Regions from separate parts of the Mus musculus genome. Here region 2 is linked to region 1. Evidence: chromatin contacts called from ENCODE POLR2A ChIA-PET data. All regions are on one chromosome and are shown on one strand. The core of a region is the stretch at or near the end of the contact, and the rest is flanking DNA. Distances in the headings are between cores, read along the strand shown.

Region 1 (3,155 bases), core at 315-2,814:
CCATAAGATTAAAATACTACTAAGAGAATGGCCATAAGAAAAGATGGGAGAATTGAATTGCTAGGAGCGTGGGTGTGGAAGCAACCCAGCAGCCCCTACAGGCCAGTAGGGACCATCAGAAAGAGGGGAGGAACCTTCTAACATCCTGGTAGCCTGCCGCTGAGAGTGGGCAAAGCAAGACTTTAGAGTTTTCTTTTCTTTTTAAAAATCCAGTGCATCAGGCCTTGAGTTTAAAGTTAAGGCCTTTGAGTTCAATTAAAAAAAAAAATCAAGTCAATACTGGAAGAAGCAACTTGGTTCGTGGGGCACAAAGTTAATAGTTAACCAGATAATGAGGCCAGCACCTCATTCCATATGTTAAACTGGCTCAATTAGGTGGTGCTAAGCCTATAACTATCAGGCATTCTTGCTGCAGTGCAGGAAGGGCTCTGTGTGCGGACCACAGAGGTCAGCCATAGGTCTGCGCTCTCTACTCTGTGGAGTGCCATTAAGAGGAATTTGTACTAGTCCAAACTGGAGGGCTTCTGTCTGTTTGCCTTTTTTCTTGAACTACTCTGGTTTATCATTGTATTATTTATTTTACGGTTAAACTATAAACCTAAGTTGCATCACCGGATTTCTGCCCCACGAACCCTCCTCCCTGTAGACTTGATGGCGTTTTGTCCTTGGGCATCAGCGGCCACCCTGGGGCCAAAAGACATGGAGAACAGCACTTTGACAGGTAAGCCAAGAGGGCTGGGGGCAGGTTTGGGGGAGGTGCCCGGGATCAGCCTAGCCTTGCTGGAGGCCAAGCCAAGTACAGAGGAGCCTGGAGTGAGGCCTCCCTGATCCTGCCCACACAGCATGGCCCACTGCCCAGTCCCCTTTGTCCTTCACCTTTCTGCGCTGCCCCTCACCTTTCCATTCTGTCCCTTCCTTTCCCACACCGTCCCTTAACTACCTAGATCAATTAGTGAGGTTCTCTATAAGTCCCGCAGTGCCTCACACTGCTCCTCACTGCCCCTCCATCCCTTATTGTCCTTAGCCAGACACTCCCTGCCCCTTCCTGTCTTCAGACGCATTTTGTCCCTTACTGCCCCTCAGTCCGCTGCCCTCTTTCCCAGAGACCACTTTCTTCATGGTCATCCATCCCTGGTTGTAGCGCCCTTCATCTCTCTCGCATCATCACAGCAGTCCCTCGTTGTTCCTCACCGTCCCCCTCCGTTCTTCATCACTCTCCTCGCCATCCCTCGACCATCCCTCGATATACATACATACATACATACATACATACATACATACATACATACATACATACATACACACACACACACATATATACACCTCGGGGTGCCCCTCTCCTCTCCAATCCCCATTTTCTCCCGCTCCCTGAGTTTCTTGGATCCAAGTGCATCTCAGCGTCACTTCCCTCCCCGGGGATGGAAACAGGGCCGCTCACAACCTTCTAAGGAAAACTCGGTGTCCTTAGGCTAGGCAGCTCGCACAGAGGCGGCCCAAATAGAAACGTCCCCTCAGGAGACGAGGCTGCTAGCGCCGCCCGGCGGGCCCCACGCAAACTCTTCGGTAGCGGCATCGCCCCTTTAAGCGTCCGCCCGCCCGGATTGGCTGCGTGAAGGAGGCGGGGCTGCGGGCGTTGACGTCACGTTGTCGCTCACCGTATAAATACGGGCGTCGGCTGCGCCGGCGTCGGCGGCCGAGTGCGAGGCGCGGAGCGTGAGCTGTGCGAGCGAGCGAGCGCGAGCATAGCCTGCGAGCGAGCAGAGAGAAAGAGCGAGGGCAAGAGAGCGGCGAGGCGCCTGCGCGATGCTCGGGCCCCTAAGCCCGCGGCGCTGAGCCAGCCGGGACGGACATGCGCGGGAGGGCGCCGCGGGGTCCCGCTCCCTTGGGGTAAGGGGCCTGGCGGGCGTCGGGAGACGTGGGGCCGGGGCGCGGAGGGCGGGCGGACGGGCGGTGGGCTGGAGCCGGAGCCTCCGGCACTCCGCTTCCCGGGATGGGCCGGGGTGCGTGAGGAGCGGCGGGCCGCGGGCGCCCTCGGCTTCTCGCCGGGGCCATGCACCGGCGCGCACACGACACGTCTCCACAGCCTGGGGCTCCGGAGCGGCGGCTCCACGGTCTTCCCGGTGCAGCTGCGGCCCAGGGATGCGGTGGAACTGCTGCGGCCCCCTCCATCTTCCCTCTCACCCCGCGCACCCGTCGGTCCGGCCCGGAAAGCTTCTGCGAGAAGCTGTCGCGGGTGGGCTCGGAGATTGCTAGTCCCTGGTTGGTACCAGTCTTGAGTCTCGGTGAGACTCGGCGACGAAGGTCATTCCCCTTTAAAAAAAAATATTTGTTTTAATTCATCCGAGTTGTTCCGTGGCCTTTTCCTCTCCAGAAACATGATTCTTTGCCTTAAATGACTTATATATTAAAGGAGTGAAAATGCAGACAGAACTGTTCAAACGCCAAGGCTCCTTGGCAGTATCCTGTTTTTATACGTATATCCTATCTTTGTTCAAATTAATCGTGATTGGTGGTGCTGGATGGGTGCTTCCTCAGTCTTTATTAGGATTTCATCATTGCTTGAAAGAAACCAGTCTCCTACCTGATAAAAATGTGAATAGATTGTTAGTCATAAACTTAAGTGTAGTAAGAATAGAGACTGTAGCTTTAAAAGAGATGTGACGGGAGGTACACCTGTAGCACAGGTAGGGCAGGACTGGTTTCCAGGCAACTGTCAGGGGTGAAGAAAGGTGAGGTATAAATTGCCTTTTTTTTTTTTTTCATCCTGGAAAAAAAAAGAAAAAAGAAAAGTTCTACAGTTTTACACTTCCTTAAGTCTATACAGGTATAGTGAATATGCATCTATTAAGACTGGGACATTTTTGAGTTCACTGTGGTGGCTCTTGCCTTTAAATTTTTTTTTTTCTTGAAACATGGAGATTTTAAGAGAGATTTTACCAAAATAGAGACCAAAGATAATCTAAATACCTTTATCAGTAAAAGAGCAAATTTTGTAAGGAATAAGCTGGTTTCGTACTAACCTGTCAACTCTGGCGGATATTATCAGGTTTGAGAGGAAATACATGAAGATGTTTAAAAAGGCTGGGCACTCTGTCATGGCCTTCACTCCCTCTCCTGTGCACTGGTGGACATTTGCTGATCAGTGGTAAAAATCT
Region 2 (3,244 bases), core at 427-2,926, 35 kb before region 1:
CCAGAGGCTCGGAGAGTGGCAGGATGCTCTGAGTGCAGGGTCAGAGGCCTGCAGACATAGCAGGCTGTGGGGAAGTGCACAGCCACCCACAGAGTCTCCTGGGTGAGCAGCCCTGCCTGGCTGTGCAGAAGCCAAGCTTTGTGCCTTTTTCCTTAGAACAGACCTTTCCTAGGCAGGGGCAGCTGCTGGAGAAGGCTCCGTAGGCACCTACCGCTCATGCTCAAAGGATAGCTTTGCAGGCATCCCCCTCTCTCTCATGCGCGTGCTCTCTCTCTCTCTCTTCTCTCTCTCTCTCTCTCTCTCTCTCTCTCTCTCTCTCTCTCTCTCTCTCCTCCCCCTTTCCCCCTCCCTCTCTCCATCTCCCTCTTTTTTTTCTCTCCCTTTCCCTTTCTCTCCCCCAGTTTCTGTGCCAGCCTTACCTCCCACCTGGGCCTGAAACCCTTCTGCTCCTCTTCATCTTTGCCAGGATCCCAGCCCAGGCCATGATTTTTCTCTTCTGGGCTCTTTCAAAAATGCAGAACAGGCCGAGTAGCAATATCTACATATCAGCATTGCCTGGTTGTCCACAGGTCCCCCCAAGGCCCTCAACCTTTGTGGTTTAAAGACACAGCTCAGGAACCTGCAGATCCCTGTTGCTCTGTCCCGGGAAAGTCTGCTCTCTGCTGCATCCCTAGTCACTCCTAGACACTCCTAATTGTCCTTAAGGTCTGAGCTCAGAGGACCCTTCTCGAATGCTCCTGCTGGGGCATAGCCTGAGCTCCCTGCGCCCTCTCTCCCAAGACACATCTCTCCTCATCCATGAGTGCGAAGCTCACCTCACTTTTCCTCACCTGTACATCTGTGTGAGTGTACAATGTCGCCTTGTCAAACTCTATCTCTCATAAGGAGGTGGGGCTAGCTGTCTCCAGTCTCTGAGCTCCACTAATTCTGATGTCAAGGCTCTATCTACTAAGGCCTCTGACTTCCTAAAGAAGCAAGATGCCCTCCTCGCCTTGAGTTCTTGTGGTCCCTTCTGCTTACTCCACAGTCACCTGCTGTGTCACCCCACTCACTTTTTCTCTGTTTCCCTACCTGCAAGAATCTAACTGGAATTATAGATGGAGTCCATCCATCCTAGCATGTCCAACAGAGACGCACAGAAAAGTGGCTTCTGACCCCTGGGGGTAACTACCTGAGCCTTCTGTGTCAACCATTTAGGCACAGTAACTCCAAGAGGCTACACTCCTGCCTCCCTTTAACAGTCACCTAGTCCCCTAGTCCGCTTAGACATGCCTCTCCCTCCGCCTTTCCTCTGACTCCAGTCTGACCTCAAATGTTAACTTAGCCCTCTTCTTCCACACCCTGGGCACTGCTCCTGTCTCCTCCTATGCTGTGCTTTCTCCCCTCTGGTTGTTCTCCCAGACTGAATGTTCCTTTGGCTAACTCAGCGCTCACACTGGCTGTACTCCATAAACTCGTTTGGGCTCCTCTCCTAAAGGAAGGACTTTGTTTCCCCAATCCAACTTTCAAATCATTTTTTTTTAAACTACAATCAACGTCTTTCCTGAGAACAAAGCAATCCCAGGACAAAACAATAAACGTCCTCACAGGCAACTATGGAACTGTATTAGCCATCTCCCTCCTCCCGCACCCTTCAGCGCCAACGAGAATGCACAAGATGTGCTGGGGGGGTGGGGGGGGTGGCAGGAGGATGGCTGTGTCCTCTGTGTGACCTGAGAAGGGCACTTGAGCCAAGCCCAGCTCCTTGGCAAGTACCTCCTTGAGCCACAGTTGTTTTTCTAAACAATAGCCTGGCTGGCCCCCACCAAGACCCCACATTTTGTCAAACTCACACCCTGCCCTGCTCCAGCTGTCCTATCCTGACTCCACTGTGACTTTTCCAATCCTTCCTCTAGGCACAGAACTAATGACTCATAGCTGGGCAGTGAGGTACCGACCCTGCTACCCTCTCTGCATCCGAAAGCCAGAGCTCCAGCCCTGCCTTTCCACGAAGCTTCCTGGGTCTGGGACACCAACTGATGGTCTTGTAGTGTGAGCATGGGTCCCTGATGCTGACACACGCTCACAGCCTTGCAGTGTGAGTGCTAGATCCTGAATGAGCTAGACTGGAAAGGAGATGGGTGTATGGGTGTAGAAGAGTGACCCAGAGGCCACTTTGAAGTATTTAGAGTCCAGTAATACTAAGATTAAGAAAAACTCTAGGCAAACGATTCTAGATGATTTCTGTTTTCTCTGAGTCGTCTTTACAATTAATTGTATTTATTCCTGCTCCTCTGTGGGTCTGAGTCTCCTGTGGTAATCCTAAACTAGAGGCATGTGTGTGTGTGTGGGGGGGGGGGGGCATCTTAGAGACAGGAATAGCATCCCTGTTGCTAGAGTAACCTGGAACCAGGGCCTCTGAGGGAAGGGGAGGCTCGATGTAGGCAGGAAGAGAAGTGCAAGAGCCTGCCATAGAACAAGTTTCTAGACAAACCTCCTGTCTCACCCTTAGCATGAGAGAGGAGCAAAGAAAAGCTAGGCTTTAAATTAAGCAGTCTTTCTTCTTCAAGGAAGAGACTAGGAACCATCCATCTCTCACAGTATACAGTGGTCACTCAGTGTGTCACATCCCAGAGTATGCAGTCGGCACTCAGTCTGGGGCGCAGGAGCTTTGCCTGCATTGAGCATGTGCAGTGTGTCCTGGACACTACTCCCTAAGCAGTTAACAGTAGCGGAGTCACTCCCGTACTGTTACGCAAAAGCCACCCCGTCTTGTTGAAGGGATCTGAGCCATGGACCTGTTGGTCTCCAGTCCCCGCAGGACACCCAGGGATAATGGTGTGTGATGAAGTTTTAAGCAGATTAATTCAATTGCGCGGGGCTGTTAGAATCCTGGCGCTTGAAGCCAGGATTAAGTGTGTGCTGCATCTCCTGAGGGTTTTTTGTTTTTGGGGGTTTGGTTTGGTTTGGTTATTGTTGTTTTGCTTGTTTGTTTTCTTTTGTTTGGTTTTTGTAGCAATTGAGAAGTCTTGTTTGATAAGACCTAGTGGAAGTATCTGGTCTAAGACTTTTCTCGGCTACCCAATCCAGGCTACAACCCTGGTTCTTAGCTAAGCAGCCAGGGAAAGGGGAAGAGAGGCCCCAGCCTCAGGATAACCTAACCGTAGTTATAGTCGTCACCCAGGAGGGAGTGGCCACTCTTGACCAGCATCATAGCTACAGAGATCCCTGTATGCTCTGGGACAGCAGCAGAAGGCCTAACAAA

The links. ChIA-PET counts read pairs that join two places held with the same protein, here RNA polymerase II (POLR2A).
Region 2: POLR2A ChIA-PET joins it to region 1 with 50 read pairs in Patski. The contact joins the enhancer-like site here to the promoter of 1700045H11Rik in region 1. POLR2A ChIA-PET finds 5 or more read pairs at or near these places in 3 of 5 experiments (Patski and embryonic stem cell).

The regions. Positions count from the first base shown.
Region 1 is chr4:150,853,385-150,856,539 of GRCm38, forward strand. 1700045H11Rik (RIKEN cDNA 1700045H11 gene) reads right to left here and starts at 1,565. Exons shown (of 4, transcript NR_040649.1): 1 at 1,442-1,565. It overlaps Errfi1 (ERBB receptor feedback inhibitor 1), which reads left to right and starts at 1,686. Exons shown (of 4, transcript NM_133753.2): 1 at 1,686-1,887.
Region 2 is chr4:150,817,920-150,821,163 of GRCm38, forward strand. No RefSeq gene overlaps it. Among named protein-coding and RNA genes, the nearest start is that of Gm42356, 12 kb to the left of the region's middle. Within about 2 kb of position 1,677, at least 1 of the 3 ENCODE cell types and tissues checked has a DNase peak (open chromatin) inside an H3K27ac peak, as active enhancers do.